Regions from separate parts of the Homo sapiens genome. Here region 2 is linked to region 1. A link is a loop called in an ENCODE intact Hi-C map of the cell type or tissue named here. Cell type or tissue: dorsolateral prefrontal cortex. All regions are shown on one strand. Links, peaks and the distances in the headings refer to the core of each region. The heading gives the core; the rest is flanking DNA.

The links. A loop is a pair of places that touch in the nucleus more often than their neighbours do. Peaks named below come from ENCODE experiments on the same cell type or tissue, not always from the same donor. Only the 100,000 strongest peaks of a DNase experiment are listed, where the experiment ranks them.
Region 2: it touches region 1 in a loop (3-fold over the local background); 4 of 110 quality-filtered maps call a loop at or near these places.

Annotation. Positions count from the first base shown.
Region 1 is chr4:17,438,726-17,454,856 of GRCh38, reverse strand. No RefSeq gene overlaps it. Among named protein-coding and RNA genes, the nearest start is that of QDPR, 65 kb to the left of the region's middle. In dorsolateral prefrontal cortex, for the core only: CTCF peaks have their summits at 6,765 and 6,976 (motif pointing right); a DNase peak (open chromatin) is centred at 6,989.
Region 2 is chr4:16,512,478-16,520,477 of GRCh38, reverse strand. All of the region lies in intron 5 of LDB2 (LIM domain binding 2), which reads left to right. The region is part of intron 2 of LOC105374505 (a long non-coding RNA gene); the gene reads right to left. Among named protein-coding and RNA genes, the nearest start is that of TAPT1-AS1, 290 kb to the right of the region's middle. In dorsolateral prefrontal cortex, for the core only: a CTCF peak has its summit at 3,489 (motif pointing left); a DNase peak (open chromatin) is centred at 3,487; H3K4me3 peaks cover 275 bases; H3K27ac peaks cover 3,055 bases.

The DNA.
Region 1 (16,131 bases), core at 3,942-11,941:
TCCCCTAGAACTTAAAGTATAATAACAATAAAAAAAAGAAAATCTGTTGCTTAGTGTAATAACCTTCATCAGTGATCTTAGCTAGATCTTGTGAATAACTGGCTGCAGCTTCTTCATCAGCACTTGCTGCTTCACCTTGCGTTTTTGTTACAGAGAGAGTTTCTTTTCTTAAACCTCATGAACCAATCTCTGCTGGCCCCAACTTTTCCTCTGCAGCTTCCTCACTTCTCTCAGCCTTCGTAGAACTGAAGAGAGTTAGGGCTTTGCTCTGTATTAGACTTTGGTTTAAGGGAATATTGTGGCTGACTTGATCTTCTATCCAGATCACTGAAACTTTCTCCATATTAGCAATAAGAGTGTTTCACTTTCTTACCATTCATGTGTTCACTGGAGTAGTACTTTTAATTTCCTTCAAAAACTTTTCCTTTGCATTTACAACTTGATTAACAGTTTAGTGCAAGAGGCTTAGCTTTGGCCTAGCTGGGCTTTTGACCTGCCTTCTTCCCTAAGCTTAATCATTTCTAGCCTTTGATTTAAAGTGAGAGACCTGTGACTCTTCCTTTCTTTTGAACACTTGGAATCCATTGCAGGGTTATTAATTGTCCTAATTTCAATATTGTTGTGTCTCAGGGAATAGGGAGCCCAAAAGGGAAGTGGACTAGTCAGAACACATAAAACATGTATCAATTAATTTCACTGTCTTATATGGGCATGGTTAGTGGTGCCCCAAAACAATTATAATAGTAGCATCGAAGACTATGGGTCACAGATCACAATAACAGATATAATAATAATGAAAAAGCTTGAAATATTGCAAGAACTACTAAAATGTGACACACAGACATGAAGCGAACATATGCTGTTGAAAAAATGATGATGCCAATAGACTTAGTTGACACAGGATTGCCACAAACCTTCAATTTCAAAATATGCAACAAAGCAAAGTGCAATAAAAGGAGGTATGCCTTTAGTAAAAACTGGAAGTCAAACTTATAAAGGGGTGAAAACAAGAAGGGTTGATCACTTTGTGCAGACCTTTAGTTTTGTCTTCCAGTCCTTCCCACACTGCAATGCATGACCTAGCAAATTTCAGGGTCTCTAGCGTGCAGCAGAAAGCTTCATAGTCAAAGTTAGTTTTAGAGTTTGGTGACCTAATTCTTTTGTCTTTGTTTTTGTCTCTGCAAATTCCTTACATTTGTGCCAGCTTACTTAGTGATGCATTTCAAAGATAGTTTAAAAAAAGATTTCATTTCGTATTTTAGTGATTTTCCATTAGAAGGGTAGTTCGAAGTACCTGGTCTTCCATCCTGCTGGAAATAAAAATCCCTTTAATGCCTGTACTAGTCAGGGTTCTCCAGTGAAACAGAACAGTATATAAAACTACACATTTATATATGTATTTAAAGAAAGAGATTTGTTATAAGGAATTGGTTCGTGTGACTATGGAGGATGAAAAGTCCTGAGATGTGCAATCAGCAAGCTGGAGGCCTAGGAGAGCCAGTGGTGCGGTTTCAGTATGAGAGCTGACAGGCTCAAGACCCTAGAAAAGCTGATACCTGATACAATCCCATTTGTTTATTTTTGCTTTTGTTATATCAAACTAAAAAACTTCTGCACAGCAAAGGAAACAATCAACAGAGTAAAAAGCCTACAGAATGGGAGATTTTTTTTTTTTTTTTTTTTTTTTATTAGATGGAGTCTTGCTCTGTCACCAGGTTGGAGTGCAGTGGCGCGATCTTGGCTCACTGCAACCTCCACCTCCTGGGTTCGATTCCCCTGCCTCAGCCTTCTGAGCAGCTGGGACTACAGGCGTGCATCACCACACCCGGCTAATTTTTTTTTTTTTTTGTATTTTAGTAGAGATGGGGTTTCACCATGTTGGCCAGAATGGTCTCGATCTCCTGACCTCAGGTGATTGTGGCATGATCTCAGCTCACTGCAACCTCCGCCTCCTGGGTTCAAGCGATTCTCCTGCCTCAGCCTCCTGAGTAGCTGGGATTATAGGCGTGCCCCACCATGCCTGGCTAACTTTGTATTTTTAGTAGAGACGGGTTTTCTCCATGTTGGTCAGGCTAGTCTCGAACTCGTGACCTCAGGTGATCTGCCTGCCTTGGCCTCCCAAAGTGCTGGGATTACAGGTGAGAGTCATCACGCCTGGCTGAGACTGGGTAATTTACAAAGAAAAAGAGGTTTAATGGACTCACAGTTCCACATGGCTGGGGAGGTCTCACAATCATGGCAGAAGGCAAAGGAAGAGCAAGGTCACATCTTACATGGCAGCAGGAAGGAGAGAACTTGTGCAGGGAAACTCCCATTTATAAAACCATCAGATCTCGTGAGACTTATCCACTATCACAAGAACAGTGTGGGAAAGATCCACCCCCGTGATTCAATCACCTCCAACTGGGTCCCTCCCATGACACACGGGAATTATGGGAGCTACAATTCAAGATGAGATTTGGGTGGAGACACAGCCAAACCATATCATCAGAGAACTGCATATCAAAACCACAGTGAGGTATCATCTCACCCCAGTTAGGATGGTTATTATCAAGAAGATTAAGAAAAAATGCTGGCAAGGATGTGGAGAAATGGGAACTCTTACTCTTGGTGGGAATGTAAACTAGCACAGCCACTGTGGAGAAGAGTATGGAGGGTCATCAAAAAGCTACAGATAAAACTGTCATATGATCCAGCAGTCCCATTTATCCAAAGGAAAGAAAATCAGTGTATTGAAGAGACATCTGCAGTCCCATGTTTATTGCAGCTCTTTTCAAAATAGCCAAGATATGTAATGAACCTAGGTGTTCAACAACAGATAAATAGATAAAGAAAATGTGGCATATATACACAATGGAACACTATTCAGCCATAAAAAGGAATGAAATCCTGTCATTTGCGGCAACATGGATGGAACTGGAGGAAATTATGTTGTTAAGTACAAGTCAGGAACAGAAAGTTAAACACCACATATTCTCAGTCATATGTGGAAGCTAAAAAATAGTTGATCTCATAGAAGTAAGAAATAGAACAGAGGAGACTAGAAGGTGGGAAGCGTAAAGAGAAAGGGGGATAGGAAGAGATTGGTTAAGGTTATAAAATTACAGTTAGATAGGAGGCATAAGTTCTAGTTTACCACAGCACTGTAGAATGACTATAGTTAACAATAATTTATATAGTTTCAAATAGCTAGAAAGAGAGCATTGAATGTTCCTGATACAGAATTGCTGGGTCCTGGCTAACCTCCACCCTCAAGCCTGGAACCTGGGCCCTAAGTGAAAGCAGCTGACCTCATTTTTTCTGCTCAAATAATTGCCTTTTTGGCCCTCCCCACCCCCATCCTGTGCCCATAAAAAGACTTCGTCTGGCAGAGCAACACAAGTGGCTGGTGCAAGTGGTTGGGGATGCAAGCTGCTGAGCCTCGGAGATACAAGTTGGTGAACTTTGGGGATACAAGCAGCTGAGCATCAGAGACTATGGAGACGCAGTTAACTTCAGATGGTTCAGTTTCAGGGAAAGATCATCTTCTTCCCATACCACCCCCTTTCCAATTCCCCATCCCACTGAGTGCCACTTTTATCACCCAGTAAAATCCTCCACATACACTACCCTTCAAATAGTTCATGTGACCTGATTCTTCCTGGATACCGAACAAGAACTCAGGTGTCAAAAAGGACAGGTGCAGGAGGCTATCACTCTGACCCTTCACTGAGCTGCTAACAGTTAGCCATCCATGGACTGCAGGCTGAGTGAAATGAGCCACTCCAGTTCCTGCCCACAAAGGGGGTCGAGGTCAAGGAAACAATCCCATCTCAGTCCCAACACAAAAAAAAGATAAATGTTTGCCATGATGGTTATATTAATTGCCCTGATCTGATCACTATGCCTTACATATGTATTGCAATATCACTAAGTATGCCATACATATGTACAATTATGTGTCAATTAAAAAAATTAAAAATAAATAACTAAAAAGAAAAAGAGCTGATGTTTCAGTATGAGTCTTAAGGCCTGAAAAGACCAATGTCCTGGCTCAAGGCAGTTAAGCAGGAGAAGTTTCCCTTTATTCAGACTTTTTGTCCTGTTAAGGTCTTCATTTGATTGGATGGGGTCCTCCCACATTAGGGAAGGCAATCTTCTTTTCTTAGTGTACTGATTCAAATGTTAATCTCATCCAGAAACACCCTCACAGACACACCCAGTATAACGTTTGACCAGATATCTGGGCATCTAATGGCCCAGGCAAACTGACACATAAAATTAACCATCACAATGGATTATCCACAAAAGGGCAGCTATCTCCCTAAGGGGAATTCAGCTCTAGCTTTTGAAGTTTTTTTTCCTCTTTGTCACATGCATTATCCTATGTAGATCTGGTCATTCATTTATTCATCAAGGACCTCCTGAGAGCCTGCTGTGTGCCAGACACTACTTTGGATACTGGGGAGACAGTGAACAAAGTAGACTTATTGTGTAAAAAAAGTACACACTGGCAGTATCCTAATTTTGTGTAAATGGCTTCTGAAAATGTGCATAAAATAAAATGTAAGAAAATCTAAACAATAGGCTTATCTAGTATTAAGGGAGGGTTCATTCAGAAAAAAGCTAAGAAATATTATAAAACTTCTATTTATATCTTGCCTTTTAGTCATAATTTTGACAACAGATTCCCAACTTTTCAGAATATTTCTAAATTTGTTTTGATTGTTGTCTTTCTATGAGTGAACACACAATTGCTCTTGTTAAGCCCCATGAGTGTGTGTTTGAAGCTAAAGATGCGTCATTTTAGACACATATAATGGTCTCCATCTCTATCTCACTTCTAATAGGTTTGTGATATTTACAGTTCTTATCAGGTATTAGGGTTTTTATTTTTTAGGTTTTCACTTACTATACGACATAAGGACCAACGCTCTGCAACTTTACTAAAGAAAATAAATAATCTTTATACACTGATTACTTAGTTATGGGCATTTTGTTAAGTGCCTTATGAATATTATCTTTTTAAATCCTGGGATAGGAGTACATCCCTGGACCATTTATAGAACTGCATTCTGTTCAATGAGTTATTACAGAGAAAGGGAAGTGGATGAAGTTGAAAAGATCATCATGCCATAATGGATAGTACACAAAAGACATAATTAGCATGAAAAAAATTCAGCTTATTCAAATAGAACTGTAGTTACTCTAATGAATAAATGATCCCTTGATTATACTTTCAAGTAATACCAAGTCTAAAAATGGTTGTTAAACCAACAACTTCTAAGTTTTAATTGATTTGGAATGAATATGTGGGCCTCCATTATCATAAGCCAGACCAATGTAGTTGAGATGCCCATTTTCCCACTATTCCTAGCCCTGAACTTGGCTAAACTGCTCAACTCTTTGAGCCTCAGTTTATTTTTCTGCAAAATGGGAGCAATCGTAAGAACGTCAAAGGATGCGAAAAGGATAAAGTAATTTATCCTTTAATAAAGGATAAAATAAAGTTTAATAAATAAAATAAAAGAACATACAGTTTGGAACTTGGAACATCATAGTTGTTTGAAAAATATTTGGGCTTCTATTTCCTGCAGTCAGGTATATTCTAAGTATTCAATGAATATTTGTTGGAGGTGTTGAATTCCAATATCTATAAGCAAAGAGAAGTATTATATTAAAATAAAATTAGTTATTGAATTTGGTGTTAAATAGTTTAGTCTAGAGCTGCCTCTTTACATATTTTAAGTTCAGCCTAAAGATTTCTCTGTACATCATGAACTATAACCTAAACGGAGATATAAACAGACTGTAACCTACTCTTGTGCCAATCACCGAGTTTTGGCCAGTCAAAGGGTGCCAACTGTTCAAACCGTGTTCAAATAAGGTAAATGCCTGAGCTGTCACCAGTCCAGCTGTTTGTATACCTCACTTCTGTTTCCTGTGTGTCACTTTCCTTTTTCTGTTCATAAATCTTCTTCCACCCTATGGCTGCTCTGGACTCTCTGAGCCTACTCTGGCTCTGGAGGCTGGCTGATTCATGAATCATTCTTGCTCAATTCAACTGTTACATTTACTTTGGCTAAGGTTTTTCTTCTAACATTGGAAAGAAAGCTGAAACCTTTCAAACTTTACTCTTGAATCTTCTTTTCCTTGTCAGGGAACTCTTCAAGGGTGGATGTCCTGGAATGGCCAATTATTTGTCTAAATGCTTTGTTTCTTTCCTAACCAATTAGGCTAAAACACCTCTGGTAAACAAATAGGCATACAGGCCCCCCGCCCTCACCACCCCATAAATAAGACTGTAGGTGAGAAAGGCAGGGAGGCTGCACTTTCCCCTTCTGATCTGTGCAGGGGAGGTTTCTGCTTCAGGGGATGTGGAGGAGACTGGTCCTGGCTTAGTCTTCTTAGGTAAATCTTTGGCGGGAGCAGCAAGCTGCCCCTTCTAATCTGCCTTCCAAGTGCATGTAGTGGTTCATGGCACTGCTTTACAAGAGGGATGGGTTTGATGGGTGGAGCACTTGCACATTTTTAACTTATAAAAGTCCTTGTGAGCCAGGCACAGTGCCTCATGCCTGTAATCCCAGAACACTGGGAGGCTGAAGTGGGAGGATCACTTGAGGCCAGGAGTTGGAGACCAGCCTGGGCAATATAGTGAGACTCTGTTTCCACCAAAAAAAAAAAAAAAAAAAAAGAAAAAAAAGAAAAAAAAATTAGCTGGGTGGTGGCACACACCTGGAGTGTTAGCTACTCAACAGGCTGAGGTTGGTGAATTGCTCAAACCTAAGAGGTTGAGGCTTCAGTGAAGTTGGTTATGATTGTACCACTGGGCATCCAAGTCTGGGCAACAGAGAGAGACCCTGTGTCCAAAAAACAACAACAAAAAAGTTATTGTGAAACCCTTAGAAGAGACAGTACCAGAGCTTATCAGTATCTGGTTTTTCTTTCCTTTCTGGGTCCACAGAGGATTACATTTCCTAGGTCCTTTGCCAGTAGGTGGAGCTATGTGTCCAGTTTCACTTCAGAGCCCAAGCATAGAACATACAGATGTTGGTACTGCCACACACTCTCTTCAATCTTGTCTTGAGATGTTAGAGCCACAAGGCAAGGGACATGTAGTTTGCTGAGTTACTGCATTGACCTTAGTTGTCCTGGAGAGCTGCCCAGACATACAGTAGATGTAGCAAACATGAAGAGTAAACTATTATGGTATGAAGGCACTTAAATTTGAGGGCTATCTGTTACTGCCTCATAATCTGGTTTATTCTGACTAATTGAGCCTCGCGGGGAAGGTTTGAAATGGGGTAGAAAGTATTCTGTGCTACCAACAAAATATCCTAAAACTATGCCAAATAGTCTACTGGTAAATGATGGGGAATCAAGACTGGAGGTGGGAAATGAGGGGAAGGAAAGCAATGAATCTGGAGAAGCTGCAACAGAATTACTGTCTAAAATCATGATCAATTGCTTTTTCTGGGTTTTGAGTTAGCCTGTAACCTTCCTGCATTCCAGGATTCTCAAATAAATTCTATGCCTTTGCCTATCTCAAAGGAATCTCCTCGAAGACCATCGTTTTTGAAATGCCTTGAAGATTGCTTACAGCAGAAACCAGCTCAGCACCTGTCTGTTGCCAAGTTTCTTTGCAAGTAAGGAATGATAGTCGTATGACTTTAAACTATCATTCTTCCTTCACTTGAAGTGAGCAAATTTGAGTCAACAAATAACGATGGGAGCTTACATCAAGTGACTGTGCTTGGCTGTGGGGCTACCAAGATGAAGAAGGAATGCTCCTGCCCTCGAGGAGCTCACAGTCTAGTGGGAGGGAACAATGCGGACATAACTGGCTACGGAACAAGTTAGCCTGGGGAAGGGCTTCAGCAGAGGCATAAACAGAAAAAGTCAGGGTCCAGAGGGAGAGAGATCTGTTCTCTTTGTTGGGGAGGGGTCTGGGAAGGCTGTATTTTAAGTTAGTACTTGAAGGATGACAAAGACCTTGATGGTTTTCTGTGAGGTATGAAAAACTGCCAGTGTTGTATCTCTAGCTTTAGGAGTTTTATTCCTATGCTGCAGAAAAATCCAGCTCGGGAGATGTGTAATTTAAGCATTTTCAAAGCCCATATAACCAGAGATCTGGGCTAATGGGAAAATAGTCATAACATTGCCGCTAAATGCAATAACTTGTTGATATATTTTGCTCAATTACCCTTGTTAATGATTCATCAATCTTTTTTTGCTTCCTGCACTAAAAAAATCTTGCTGCAGAATTTTGCCCAAACATATACACACCCAGTTTTTGGCCCTTGGCAGCCTTCCTAAGTGGAGAGTATTTTCCACATGTGGTTGTTGACATGTAGATTTTGAAATTCAAAAACAATGGATACATACAAGAGGGAGAGGAGACTGAGAATGTATCCTCCATGACACACAAAGATCAGTGTTTTTTACAAGGTGGTCCCGGCTGGGTGTGGTGGCTCATGCCTATAATCCCAGCACTTTGGGAGGCTGAGCTGGGCGGATCACATGAGGCCAGGAGTTCCAGACCAGCCTGGCCAACACGGTGAAACCCTGTCTCTACTAAAAATACAAAAAAAAAAAGAAAAGAAAAGAAAAGAAAAAAAATTAGCCGGACGTAGTAGGGTGCGCTTGTAGTCCCACTTACTCGGGAGGCTGAGGCAGGAGAATCACTTGAACCCAGGAGGCAGAGGTTGCAGTGAGCCAAGATCATGTCACTGCACTCCAGCGTGGGTGACAGAGCAAGACTTCAACTGAAAAAAAAAAAAAAAGTGGTCCCTAGAACACTAATTTTGGATGAATTAATAAATGTGGTATAAAAAAGGATTATATGGTATGTTTTTTGTCAGTGTGGCAACTATCAATTTATTACCTCTCAGCTCCAAATTCACCCTTTTGTTACCAGCTCCACAGTGAAGCCTTAAGCATTGCTCTTTTGTAGCAAGCATGGTGTTAAGCTTTCTCAGTAGAGGAACACCGGAGAAACATTGCAGGAGGAGGGGGATCCTCTTCCTGCTGGCTGCAACCACACCTTTTCCAACAAGGTCTGAATCCCAGCCTTGGGGAGGCCCCAACTTCCAAGTTTGCTTCTCCTTGGATGCTCTTCCTTGGCCCTGGAGTATTCGTCAGTGTACTCTTCACATCTCTATAGTTACTCCCCTGTTGTTTTTATTTTATTTATTTTATTTTTTTTTGTTTGAGATGGAGTCTCGCTCTGTCACCCAGGCTGGAGTGCAGTGGTGTGATCTCGGCTCACTGCAACCTCTGCCTCCTGGGTTCAAGTGATTCTCCTGCCTCAGCCTCCTGAGTAGCTGGGATTACAGGCACCCACCACCATGCCCAGCTAATTTTTGTATTTTTAGTAGAGATGGGGTTTTGCCATGTTGGCTAGGCTGGTCTTGAACTTCTGACTTCAGGTGATCTGCCCACCTTGGCCTCCCAAAGTGCTGGCATTACAGGCGTGAGCCACCACACCTGGCCTCCTGTTATGTTTAATAAGGGTTTATATTAAACAAGTGAGTGAGTTCTCATGAGATCTGATGGTTTTATAAGAGGCTCCTCCCCCTTTATTCGGCAGTTTTCCTTCCTACTGCATTGTGAAGAAGGTGCCTTGCTTCTCAAGTTCTGCCATGATTGTAAGTTTCCTGAGGCCTTCCTGGCCATGCTGAACTGTGAGCCAATTAAACCTCTTTCCTTTATAAATTACCCAGTCTTGGGCAGTTCTTTATAGCCATATGAAAACAGACTAGTACAGTAAATTGGTACTGCAGAGAGTGGGGTACTGCTATAAAGATACCCCAAAATGTGGAAGCAACTTTGGAACTGGGTAATAGGCAGAGGTTGGGAAAGTTTAGAGGACTGAGAAGAAGAGAGGAAAATGTGGGAAGGTTTGGAACTCCCTAGAGACTTGTTGAATGGCTTTGACCAAAATGCTGATAGTGATATGGACAATCAGGCTGAGGTGGTTTCAGATGAAGATGAGGAACTTGTTGGGAACTGTAATAAAGGTGATTCTTGCTGTGCTTTAGCAAAGAGACTGGTGGCATTTTGCCCCTGCCCTACAGATCTGCAGAACTTTGAACTTAAGAGAGATGATTTAGCGTATCTGGGAGAAGAAATTTCTAAGCAGCAAAGTGTTCCAGAGGTGACTTGGATGCTTGTAAAAGCATTCGGTTTTATGCATTCACAAAGAGATGATTTGAAATTAGAACATCTGTTTAAAAGGGAAGCAGGGCATAAAAGTTTAGAAAAATTGCAGGCTAATTTCTAACGCAATGTGTTAGAAAATAAAAACCCATTTTCTGAAGAGAAATTCAAGCCAGCTGCAGAAATTTGCATAAGTAATGAGGAGCCAGATATTAATCGCCAAGACAATGGGGAAAATTTCTCCAGGGCATGTCAGAGGTCTTCATGGCAGCCCCTTCCATCACAGGCCCAGTGGCCTAGAAGGGAAAATGGTTTTGTGGGGTGGGCCCAGGGCCTTGCTGCTTTGTGCGGTCTCAGAACTTGGTGCCCTGCAACCCAGTTGTGGCTAAAAGGGGCCAATATACAGCTCAGGCTGTTGCTTCAGAGGGGAAAAGCCCCAAGTCTGGGAGGCTTACATGTGATGTTGAGCCTGCAGGTACATAGAAGTCAAGAATTGAGGTTTGGAAACTTGCATCTAGATTTCAGAGGATGTATGGAAATGCCTGGATGTCCAGGCAGAAATTTGCTGCAGGAGCAGAGCCCTCATGGAGAACCTCTCTTAGAGCAGTGTGGAAGAGAAATGTGGGGTTGGGGTCCCCACACAGAGTCCGCACTGGGGCACTGCCTAGTGGAGCTGTGAGAAGAAGGCCATCATCCTCCAGACCCCAGAATGGTAGTTCCACTGACAGCTTGCACAGTGTGCCTGGAAAAGCCACAAACACTCAATGCCAGCCCATGAAGGCAGCTGGGAGGGGGGCTGCGCCCTGCAAAGCAACAGGAGAAGAGCTGCCTAAGGCTGTGGGAGGCCACCTCTTGTATCAGTGTGACCTGGATGTGAGACATGGAGTCAAAGGAAATCATTTTGGAGATTTAAGATTTGACTGCCCCACTGGGTTTTGGATTTGCATGGGGCCTGTAGTCCTTCATTTGCGCCAATTTCTCCCACTTGGAATGGGTGTATTTACCCAATGCCTGTACCCCCATTGTATCTAGGAAGTAACTAACTTGCTTTTAATTTTGCAGGCTCATTGGTGGAAGGAACTTGCTTGTCTTGTCTCAGATGATACTTTGAACTTGGACTTTTGGGTTAATGCTAGAATGAGTTAAGACTTTGGGGGACTGTTGAAAAGGCATGATTGTGTTTTGAAATGTGAGGACATGAGATTTGGGAGGGACCAGGGATGAAATGATATGGTTAGGCTTTGTGTCCCCACCCAAATCTCATCTTGAATTGTAATCCCCATTATACCCACGTGTCAAGGGACAGAGCAGGTGGAAGTAATTGAATCATGAGGGCGGTTTCTCCCATGCCGTTCTCATGATACCGAGTGAGTTCTCATGAGATCTAATGGTTTTATAAGAGGCTCTTCCCCCGTTACTCATCACTTCTCCTTCTTGCCACCTTGTGAAGAAGGTGCCTTGCTTCCCCTTTGCCTTCTGCCATGATTGTAAGTTTCCTGAGGCTTTCCCAGCCATGCTGAACTGTGAGTCAATTAAACCTCTTCCTTTATAAGTTACTCAGTCTCAGGCAGTTCTTTATAGCAGTGTGAAAACTGACTAATATAGTCTATTATTCCATTTCTATTATGTCCATGAGTACCTGAAGTTTAGCTCCCACTTATGAGACTGTGTGGTATTTGGTTTTCTCTTCCTGTGTTAATTCACTTAGGATAATGGCCTCTAGCTGCATTCATGTTGCTGCAAAGGATATGATTTTATCCTTTTTTATGAGTGTGCCGTAGTCCAGTGTCTATGTACTACATTTTCTTTACCCAATTCACCATCGATGGGCACCTAAGTTGATCCCATATCTTTGCTATAGTGAACAGTGCTGCAATGAACATATAAGTGCATGTACCTTTTTTGTAGAACAGTTTATTTTCCTGTGGTTATATAATGAGATGTCTGGGTCAAATGGTAATTCTGTTTTAAGTCCTTTGAGAAATCTCCAAACTGCTTTCCAAGTGTCTGAACTAAGTTACATTACCACCAACAGTATGTAAGCATTTCCGTTTCTCTGCAGCTTTGCCAGCATCTGTTATTTTTTTGACTTTTTAATAATAGCCATTCTGACTGGTGTGAAATGGTATCCCATTGTGGTTTTGATTTGCATTTCTCTGATGATTAATGATGTTGAGCAATTTTTGTATGCTAGTTGGCTGCTTGTATGTCTTCTTTTGAGAAGAGTCTGTCATGTCCTTTGTCCGCTGTTTTTCTTTTTGACATAGGGTCTCACTCTGTCACCCAGGCTGCAATGCAGTGGTGTGATCAGGGCTCACTGCAGCTTCAGCCTCCTGGGCTGAAGCAATTCTCCCACCTCAGCCTCCTAAGTAGCTGAAAGTATAGGCACAGGCCACCACACCTGACTAATTTAAAAAAATTTCTTTCTTTCCTTTTTTTTTTTTTTTTTTGTAGAGATGAGTTCTCACTATATTGCCCAGGCTGATTTTGCCCACTTTTTAATGTGGCTATTTGTTTTTTTTCTGCTTGTTGAATTGTTTAAGTTCTTTACAGATCCTGGACATTAAACCTTTGTTGGGTACATAGTTTGCAAACATTTTCTCCCATTCTGTAGGTTGTCTGTTTACTCTGTTGATAGTTTCTCTTGCTGTGCAGAAGCTCTTTAGTCTAATTAAGTCCCACTTGTCAATTTTTGTTTTTGTTGCAGTTGCTCTTGAGGACTTAGCCGTAAATTCTTTGCCAAGGCTAATGTTGAGAAGAGTATTTCCCAGGTTTTTGTCTGGGATTTTTATAGTTTGAAGTCTTATATTTAAATTTTTAATTCTTCTTGAGTTAATCTTTTTGTATGTGGTGAAAGGTAGGGGTTCAATTTCATTTTTCTGAATATGGCTACCTAGTTTTATCTCAGCATCACTTATTGAACAGGGAGTCCTTTCCCCATTGTTTATTTTTGTTGACTTTGTAGAAGATCAGATGGTTGTAGGCATGTGGCTTTATTTCTGGGTTCTCTATTCTGCTCCATTGGTTTATGTGTCTGTTTTTATACACTGTAGTACCATGCTCTTTTGGTTACTGTAGTTGTATAGCATAGTTTGACAACAGGTAATGTGAGGCCTCCAGCTTTGTTTCTTTTTGTTTGGCTGTTTGGACTCTTTTCTGGTACTACATGAATTTTAGAATAGTTTTTTTTTTTCTAATTCTGTGAAAAATGATGTTGGTAGTTTGATAGGGATAGTGTTGAATCTATAGATTGCTTTGGGTAGTATTACCACTTTAATGATACTGAGTCTTCCAATGCATGAGTATGGAATGTTTTTCCATTTGTTTGTATCATCTATAATTTCTTTCAGCAGTGTTTTGTATTTCTCCTTGTGGAGATCTTTCATCTCCTTGGTTGGATGTATTCCTAGGTATTTTTTTTATTTTATTATTTTATTTGTGACTATTGTAAATGAGATTGTGTTCTTGTTTGGCTCTCAGCTTGAACATTATTGGTGTATAGAAATGCTACTGATTTTTGTACACTGATTTTGTATACTGAAACTTTACTGAAACCTCTTTTTCCATTCTAGGGGCCTTTTTGTAGAGCTCTTAGGTTTTCTGGGTATAGAATCATATTATTGGAGAAGAAAGATAATGTGACTGCTTCTTTTTCTATTTGGATGCTTTTTCTTTCCTTTTTTTGCCTGATTGCTCTTGCTAAGATTTTCAGTACTATGCTGAATAGGAGTGGTGAGAGTGGGCATTCTTGTCTTATTCCTATTCTTAAGGGGAATGCTTCCAGCTTTTGCCCATTCAGTATGATGTTGGCTGTCAGTTTGTCATAGATGGCTTTTATTATTTTGAGGTATGCTTCTTTGAAGCCTAATTTGTTGCGGCACATGTTCTTTTCTTTTCCATTTTTTTTTTTTTTGAGATGGAGTCTCGCTCTGTTGCCCAGGCTGGAGGCTGGAGTGCAGTGGCACAATCTTGGCTTAGTGCAACCTCTGCCTCCCAGGTTCAAGTGATTTCCCTACCTCAGCCTCCCTGTAGCTGGGATTACAGGTGTGTGCTACCACAGCAAGCTAATTTTTGTATTTTTAGTAGAGACAGGGTTTTGCCATGTTGGCCAGGCTGGTCTTGAACTCCTGACCTCAAGTGATCCATCCACCTCGGCCTCCCAAAGTTCTGGGATTACATGTGTGAGCCACCATGCTTGGCCCACATTTTCTTATATAATATGAAAAAATCCACGTTAATTCACATTACCACTGATCTCATTAGGAAAAAAATTTTAAGTATTAGCAGTTATCAAGCTCATGATGTCAGATAAAAGGTTTCCAAAATGCTAAGATTCACTTGAAATCTGAAGTTTATCATTGGCAAGAATATGTTTGCCAAATAATTAAGTCTGAATAACTGTAATTTGTCTGTCAGTCATCCTCATAAATATGAAATTTTTAAAAAATGGAAAAGTAGCTAATTCCGTTTGTAGCTCAAACAATCATAAGTATTTTTTCTCATGACAAACCACAGTATTTTGGTATGCAGTGAAAGAGCTTTATGTCTACATTATATTTCATCACAAACAATATTAAGATGTGTACTCAAAAGTGAGATTTAAAAAAAGTCTTTTTTTTCTGTTGCATTAAGTGATAAGGCAAAACTTATATTTTATTTATTTATTATTGATTTTATTTTTTAATTTTCGGAGACAAGGTTTTGCTCTGTCATCCAGGCTGGAGCACAGTGGCATAATCATGTTTCACTGCAGCCTCAACCTCCCAGGTTCAAGTGATCCACCTCAGTGTTCCAAGTAGCTGTGACTGCAGTCATGCACCACCATGCCTAATGTTTTATTTATTGAAGAGATAGGGTCTTGCTATGTTGCCCAGGCTGGTCTCAAACTCCTGGGCTCAAGCTATCTTTCTGCCGTGGCCTTCCAAAGTGCTGGGATTACAGGCATGAACCACAGTTCCTGGCAAGAATTTGCATTTAAAAAACTATGACTGCATGGGGTGAAAACTACAATGACTACTAAGTACAGTTTGGTATTCTACTGTGATTTGTGATAAGGACCAGCCATTTTACCCATTGCTATAGTTTGGATATTTGACCCTCCAACCCTCATAATGAAATTCAATCCCCAGTGTTGGAGGTGGGGTGCAGTCAAGGTGTCTGGGTCACAAGGGTGGATCCCTCGTGAATAAGTTAAGGCCTTCCTTGGGTGGGAGATGAATGAGTTCTCGCTCTGTTAGCTCCTGAGAGAGCTGGTTATTTATAAAAAGCTTGGCACCTCCCCTCTCTTTTGCTCCCTGGCCACGTGATCTCTGCACAAGCCAGCTCCCCTTCTCCTTCTACCATGAGTAGAAGCAGCCTGAGACCCTCACCAGAAGCAGATGCTGGTGTCATGCTTCTTGTACAGCCTGAAGAACCATAAGCCAAATATACCTTCTTTTCTTTGTAAATTACCCAGTGTCAGATATTCTTTTATAGTAACACAAATGGATGGAGACCCACCATTACTTTTACACCATTAATGTAAATGTCAACACGATGAAAAAAGCAAACGATGTCTCAGTATTATTGCAAAAATAGTTTTGGCTGGGCATAGTGGCTCATGCCTATAATCCCAGCACTTTGGGAGGCCGAGGTGGGTGGATCAACTGAGGTCAGTAGTTCAAGACCAGCCTGGTCAACATGGTGAAACTAAAATACAAAACTAAAGATACAAAAACTAAAAATACAAACATTAGCCGGGCGTGGTGGTGTGTACCTGTAATTCCAGTTACTTGGGAGGCTGAGGCAGGGGAATCACTTGAACCCAAGAGGCAGAGGTTGCAGTGAGCAGAGATTGCACCATTGCACTCCAGCCTAGGCCACAGAGTGAGACTCCATATCAAACAAAACAAAACAACAACCAGTTTTGACCTAATGGATACCATGAAAGGGTCTGAGGACCCACAAGAGTTTGAAGACTGCACTTTGAGAACTGCCAGGCTAGTTATGCTGTGA
Region 2 (8,000 bases), core at 1-8,000, 930 kb after region 1:
CAGGAAATAAACCTCAATCATAATCTGATGTTTTGGACTTGCATCGCTTCTAAGGGAAAGTGTTTCCTCTATCCCTTGTTCTTCCTCTTCAGAGCAGAGTGAGTTTAGTCATGTGGATGCCTGTTATTCATTCTTATCTGCTTCTTAGTGGGGATTATTTGCTTTTTTGTTTTTTTTTTCTTTTAGATTCCATATATTTTTTCATTATGTGTTTCTTAATTAGAGAGACTCCTTCACTCTTAGATAAGAGTTTGTTTTTTAATCTCCCCCCACCCCCATCATCTGATGTCTTTCTGGTACGGATTTAGCCAGAGGAGTAAATTACTGGCGGTGGGGCGGCGGGGAGGGGAGGGTGAAAAAACCTGGCTGTGGAGTTGAACATTTGGTATTTATCACTGAATTCTAAATATGGGTTATTATCGGAGACGTTAGCTACTAAAATGCCATGTGCCATTGGCCTGATTACTACTCTTTGGGGCATTCATTGTTATCTAGTGACCCTAAGACTTCCAGAGACCATGTGACTTACTTCCCAAAGAAGCTTCTCAGTCCCATAATACATTGAGCGCCTGGCTCAGTGGGGCTGGCCTTTAAGGCCATAGCATTTCTCATCACAACAGTGTTCATCTTTTGCGTGCTGACCTAGTTCCAGGCTTTTGTATTAAGGGTTACTTACTTTGTTTCAAACTGTCAGAGATAAGTAGTATTATCCCCATTTTCTAGATGAGGAAACTGAGATTCAGAGAGGCTAAAATTCTTGGCCAAGAACACATAGCTAGATAATGGCTGACTTGGAGGGCTTGAACCCAGATGAATCTGGTTCCAAAACCTACACCCTTCTGCATCACCTACCTCTCTGTGTAGGTTTTGGAACCAGATTCATCTGGGTTCAAACCCCCAAGTTTGCCATGTATTAGCTCTGTCGATCAATACCATTTGCAAAGAGAAACACAAAAACAGTGAAAGGCTTTGAACTTGGTATCTTAGAAGTCATTTAAGCCACTGATATTCAGAGAGGTAAACAACATAGCAGTTACGAGTTAATAGTACAGGGTTGAAGTCAGAGAAACTTGACTGAACCTCTTCTCTGCCCTTCAAATAGCTGTACTGCCTTGGATACACTGTAGGAACCACATTCTTTATCACTAGTTCTGGATGATTTAATGGGTTTGGGTATGAGTTTTCTCACCTGTAAAAGTGGGCCAAAAGGTGGGGGTGAGGGTTAATGACATAATAATTTAAGGTGCATACTCCAGGGATAGACATAGACTAGGCATTCTGTAGATATTATTAATTAAGTTATGACTCAACAAATATTTGAGTATACCTAATACCGTGTTAAATAAAAAGAAAAGTAAAATATAGCTTGCCGTAGATAAGAGGTGAACGAGGCCACAAGAAAGGAAAATTTCTAATGCAAATATAAACACTGGGATGTGCAAAGATTCACGATAAGTGCTATAGAAGCAAAAGAGTCCCTTGCAGGATAGGATGGTCGGAGACAGAGGTGGGATTTGAGCTGGACCTTGGAGGACCTTAAATGGTTCAGATGGTGTGACTTAGTGTGGGCGACTGGTTCGCAACAAGTAAAGGAGCTCTCTCCAGGACATAACTCAACTATTTCACTGGGCATATTGTTTAGTTGATCTGATACCTTTTTAATGCAAAACTTTCTCAATAAAGTAAGCAGTGAATTGAACATGCTCTGCCTCAAGCTCTTTATCCTATTATGGAGACGTAACAAGTCATTTGCAGCCACCTTCTTGGAATAGTACCGATTTAGTTCAAGGGTCAACAAACTTTCTGTGAAGGACAAGATAGTGAGTATTTTTTAATTTGTGGGCTGTCCAACTACTGAGCTTTGCTGTAGCACAAAAGCAGCTATAGACAGTAAGAAAGCACGGATATTTAGTCCACAGGTCATAGTTTGCCAAATCCTAGTTAAGATGACTGAGAAAGAGGAGAGAAGGCCTTTTAAAAGCGAAAAAAAAAACAACACAAGCAAAGGTCTGAGCAACGCGTTGACCTAGCAACTCTGAAGAGACCTACATACAAAGAGTAGAGGGTTCAAGGCCATAGGATGTCACACAAAAAACATGGAATTAAAATGTTGATGGTAGACAGAGCCTAGATTGGGAGATAATCAAATACTGCTTTGTAGTTCACAGCCAACTCTGACAAGCACCACCTGTTCCTGAGATTCGGGCAATGAGATGCCCCAGAAGAATGGGTATGAGTGTGTAGTGAAAAGAATCAAATTTCTCCAGGAGAACTGTCAGATGAAAAGCAAAACAAGAGCAAAACACTGCACTGTCTACATTTGTTAGGTCCTCTGTTAATATGAAAAGGCAGGAATCCTGGGACTGAACTAAGAGCTTCCTGCCTGGCCAGGACATACATATGCATTGTGCAAAGCATTTTGCATGCAGGAGACAATCATTTATTCATCAAATGAACAAATTCATCACTTCAGAGCACACAGGACCATGCCTGATTTGTCTGTCATTAACAAATGACTCCTTGCTATAAATCTGGCCAAGCTATCTATTATCCATCCATCCATCCATCCATCCATCCATCCATCCATCCATCCATCCACTCATTCATCAAGTTCCTGTTGTGATTACAAAATTTCATACCAAAGGGTCAGTGTTGGGGCCAGAATCTCCAGAAAAAAGAGGTCAGAAGCATAGGAGAGCAAGCTCAACCTAAAACATTCACTAAATCTGCAAAAAGGTGTCCTTGGAACTTTGCCAGGATGAACAATGGCTTTCTTAGGGATCCTATCTGGACTTGACAGGGACACCATGTTTATGGGTTTTATATTCAAAGAGGGATCTCGGGCCTTGCTGATCCCTTCCCTTTCCACAGCGTCCTGGGATTCCTCATGGTATTCTTCACTCCGGTACTACCCCAGGAAGAGACCAAACAAAAGTGCAAGCCTGCATGCAGGCTGCTGCAGATGTTGCAGACATGTTGTCTTTGGCCTTTCTTTTTAGGCAAAGGGAAAAAGTCCAGTGGGCACTTTGTAGCTGTCCTGACTGTGCAGATTAGTTTTTTTCAACATCAAAGGACCATGTGTTATTATGCTCAGTTCTATAATGTGCATTTGACTGGTGTTTTTTTTATGTGTATGTGGAGTGGGGTAATGAGGAAAAGGCATATATCTTGTAACCTGGCTCATACTTATTACAAACAGGGGACTCTTCCTAGAGTCGATGGATGGGGCTATAGAGGATTCAACAACCACCAGAAATTTTGTACAAAATTTGAAAGACAGGCTGTATAGCCTTCACCAGATTCTCTTGAGGGTCTCAGACCTCAGGGAGGGTAGGAATGGCAGCTCCCAACGGATTTGACTAGCAACTAAGGGAACCCACTCCCCAAACCTGCTTCCTGATTTCATTTCATAATGCCCTAGGCCTTTGCTGTTGCCAAGATGCACTGGCTTACTGCCAAAGAAGACAGGCTCTTATCTGAGTTAGTTCTGCCACCTACAGCACAGAGCCCAGCAAAGCCATTGCATCTTTGCAGCAGAGAAGAAGCCTCATTTGCATACATGAATAAGGGGAGGGCTGCCTCTCCAGCCCCGGACTCTCCACTGGAAGAAAAATGACTTTGGGGATTCTCGATTAGCATTCAGAGATGCAAGCTCCTTTGGGGTGGGTTACAGCGATGGGAAGATATTTTTACATTAAAGGGAAAGGGATAAATTTTGAGGATTAGCACCTGAAAAAGAAATGTTGCTGAAAACCCAGAGAGGAAAGTCACTGCAAAAAAGGAAAAGACAATGAGCTCATGGGTCCTCACAATAAGTGTAACTCTCCCATTTTATAGCATGCCCAATGCTGATAGTCCTTTCTAGGTCCAAACAGGTCACCCCCACCGTCTACCTTGTCGTACAATGAAAAATACTTGCTTTGGAAGAATGTGATTTCCTAAGACAGGATAGTTTTGTTAATATACTTAAAGCATTTTTAAGGATTCCCTCTAAGGGCAGAGATTGTGTTATTCTCATTTTTGTGTCCCCAGCACCGAGCAGAATGCTTGATACTTAGGAGGAAGCTCAATAAATGTTTGTTTGTTGATGTAAAGTAATAGAAATGTAGTTTGTATTGCAACCTATGCATGCTTGCTAATATATAATTAATAATATCTACAGATTATTAAATAGTCATGCATTAGACATATTAACTCAAATTCTCACAACAGTATATAAGATGGGTATTGTTTTGCAGGTGAAACTGAAACCCAGTGTTTTTAAATAACTTACCCAAGGATGCATATCTAGTGAGAGTCAAAATCCATACCTAGGCTGGGCGTGGTGGCTCACGCCTGTAATCCCAGCACTTTGGGAGGTCGAGGTGGGCAGATCATGAGGTCAGGAGATTGAGACCATCCTGGACACACGGTGAAATCCCGTCTCTACTAAAAAAAATACAAAAAATTAGCTGGGCGTGGTGGCGGGCGCCTGTAGTCTCAGCTACTCAGGAGGCTGAGGCAGGAGAATGGTGTGAACCCAGGAGGCAGAGCTTGCGGTGAGCCAAGATCACACCACTGCACTCCAGCCTGGGCGACAGAGCGAGACTGTCTCAAAAAAATAAATAAATAAATAAATAAATAATAAAATAAATAAATAAATAAATAATCCATACCTAGACTTCTTAGCTTGTAAATCCATGTTTGTTCCACTCCACCCATGTATTTTATCTCCAGCATAAGCTCATTTACAATAAGTGGTAAATGAACCAAATGAAAATAATTTGAAAATGTTGAAAAGATTTTTAACTGTTTTAAATACTAAAAAAAATACTCTAAAATGTTTCCTAGTCTTTAGGATTTCTCTGAAGCTTTTCTTACCATTCTTGCTTAATAATAGATGCAGTGGTACTTCTTTGAGGGATAACCCACTCTTAAATCTACTTGCACAGATGACTGTGGAATCTTTCACTCCTTTTGGTCTGGTGAGCACTGATGGCTTGGAAAGGCAATGAAGTAGTCTGTAACTTACACTTTGATTTGTAGTAGCAAAGCATCTTTTTTTACAATTTTTATTTTAGATTCAGGAAGTACATGTGCAGGTTTGTGACACATGCATGTTATGTGATGCTGAGGTTTGGGCTTCTATTGACACCGTCACTCAAATAGTGAACATAGTACCTGATAGGTAGTTTTTCAACCCTCCCTCCTGCTTTTGGAGTGCCCAGTGTCATTGTTCCCATCTTTGTGCCCATATGTACCCAATGTTCAGCTCTCTTTTGTAAGTGAGAATATGCAGTATTTGGTTTTCTGGTTTTGTGTTCAGTCACTTAGGATAATGGACTCCAGCTGCATCCATGTTACTACAAAGAACATGATTTTGTACTTTTTTATGGCTGTGTAGTATTCTATGGTGAATGTGTACCACATTTTCTTTATCCAATCCACCACTGATGGGCACTTGGGTTGATTCCACGTCTTCGCTATTGTGAGTGGTACTGCAATGAACATATGAGTAAAGGTGTCCTTTTGGTAGAAGGATTTATCTTCATTTGGGGATATACCCTGTAGTGGGATCAGCAAGGAATTCTTAACAGAGTAATGCACACAGAGTCTTCATAATGTTGGAATATGGAGTTAACTCTATAGTAATCTTGCCTTTTTCACAGGTTTTTCCATATTAACACTTTAGATTTCAAAAAGGACATCAAAGTAAGCAAGATTGAAGATCCAGCATTACTAACCCAGGTCTCATTACTTTACAGCCTGGTTTATTAGGGTTGGTGTCTTGGCCCCTGTGATGTGCATATTCCTTGTGTTGTTCAGGCTTTAATCTTATTGTCTTCCAGAGAAATTACAAATGAAAGAAAAGTGCAGCTGGCCCTTAAATGGGGTGAGTGGTTTAAGCAAGCTTAGGTCAGTAATAGGTACAAACAACTGAAGAACCTTTCTAGGTAAACATAATTATCATGCTTAGACTTAAGAAGGAAGGAAGAGAACATGAGACAGTTGGTGGAAGTGAGAAGAGGATGGATTTAGAACTGGACACCACTGGGGGTTTGTGCAAGTCTTGCTGTCTCTATTATCTGTTCGAAAGCCCTGGATATATAGGTAAGTGGACCTCAAATTCTAGTCGTGTTTGTCAGAATTATGTGAGGGCATAGGGATACAAAAGTGTGATTCCTTTTCTTACCTATTATAAGGGTCACTCCTATAACAAAAGACAAGTTAACAAGAGAAAAGTATAACATATTTATTGAATCAAAGTTTTACATGACACAGGAGCCTTGAGAATGAAGACCCAAAGATACAGGAAAAATGATTCATTTTTATGTTTAGGCTCAATGAGGAATGCACAACTGTGTTGGACTGTGATTGGACAAAGAGAGTATGACCTAATGGGAATAACTGAATAGGGAAACGCAGCAAGGCCTGTCTGTTCAGATTCTTCTTTGTCTCTCCGTTCAGCATTCCTTCCTCCTGGATATGGGACAGGATCCTTGCTGGAATGTGGGTCTTATGACCTACTTCCAAAGCAGGTCACAGAATTTCTTTATGGTCAGCTCTTATACAGAAAGGCAGGGAAAAGTTAGAATAATATGTTTAGATTTTATGTCTACCTTTGGCGGGGATAGGTTCTGGTTTCTATGACCTTCCTTGGGGAAGAGGCATTCTAGTTTCTATGGCTTGCTGTGGGGGCGAATGAGGGATGGCAGAGTAGGGCAGGACAAAGTAAAAGACAAACTTTGCTTTATACAGAGGCCTTCACTTGGGGGTATCATTTTCTGAGCCCCAACAGGGGTATACAGATTTGGAACCCCACCTCAAGACCCAATGAAACAGAAGTGGCATAGCCCTGAAATCTGAATTTTTAACAGTCAGCCCATTTGATTCTGATGGAAGTGTTTCTTAGATCACACTTCGAGAAACGTCAGCATAGGAAGATCCTCCAGACTTTCTAAGAATCACTCTTTAAATGCATCTATTCGTTTGAGTTAAACTAGGAACACAGAGATAAAAGGCGTAGTCTCAGCCTTGGAAGAATTCATGGCCTAGTGGTAAAGGCAGACTTAGAAGCAGATGGTTTCATAGCATGAATGAGTGAGTCCATACAGCAGAAGGAGCTGGGTGCTATGGAGAACTGAAGAGAGGCACGCAGCTCAGCCTGTGTGGGGAGAGGTGCACATCTGGGAGGAAGGCTTAACAGAAGAAGTAACTATGTCTTCAAGGATGAGTGAGCATTTTCCAAGAGGAGGGGAGAGAAGAATTCCAGGTAGAGATGTGCAGTCTTCAGAGATATCAAGGCTCAGAGCTCAGAGGACCAAAAGCAGGGTGGCCTCTAGGGACATGTTCAAGATGAGGGATTGCATAAGAGGAGGGGCTAATAAGGAAGATAGGCTGATGACGCTGAAGACTGCACATGTCTTTCATAAAAGGTGATGCTTTTTCACAGAAGAAGGTGCATGGCCGATATTTATATCATTGTAATTGCAATAGTGATTAATGTGCAATTCCAAATTGTGGTCTCTGTCCTCATAAGTACAGTATTCTCAATGCAGTGGTATTCTGATGAGCTTCCAATTGAGAAGGAATTCGGAAAAGTCCAAGGCAATCCTAAATGGTTTTATCTTCTTGTTTTCCTCATTAATCTTTGTCATCAGATGTCTTAGACCAAAGTAAGGCTGAAAAAATTCTGACCAAAGGAAGGAACAAGGTGGCTGTATGCAGAACCACAAAAAAACCTCCCACATTGAATGAATGTTGACATATGTTATTTACAGTATCATCATGCATAAAATACAGATGAGTACATGAATAAAAATAAAATAGTATTCACCATCCACCTTTCTAAGAGTTAAGATCAAAAAGTGCCTGTAGTTGCCACTCTGTTCTCCAGTTTAAAAGATGGATTTCACTACCAATCTGCATAAACTAGCATTGTAACTCACAGCGTGTGGTTATACAAACAAGAACAGAAACCAGAGTAGAAATCGAAGCATGCTGAAAGAAGAGGGGTTTTT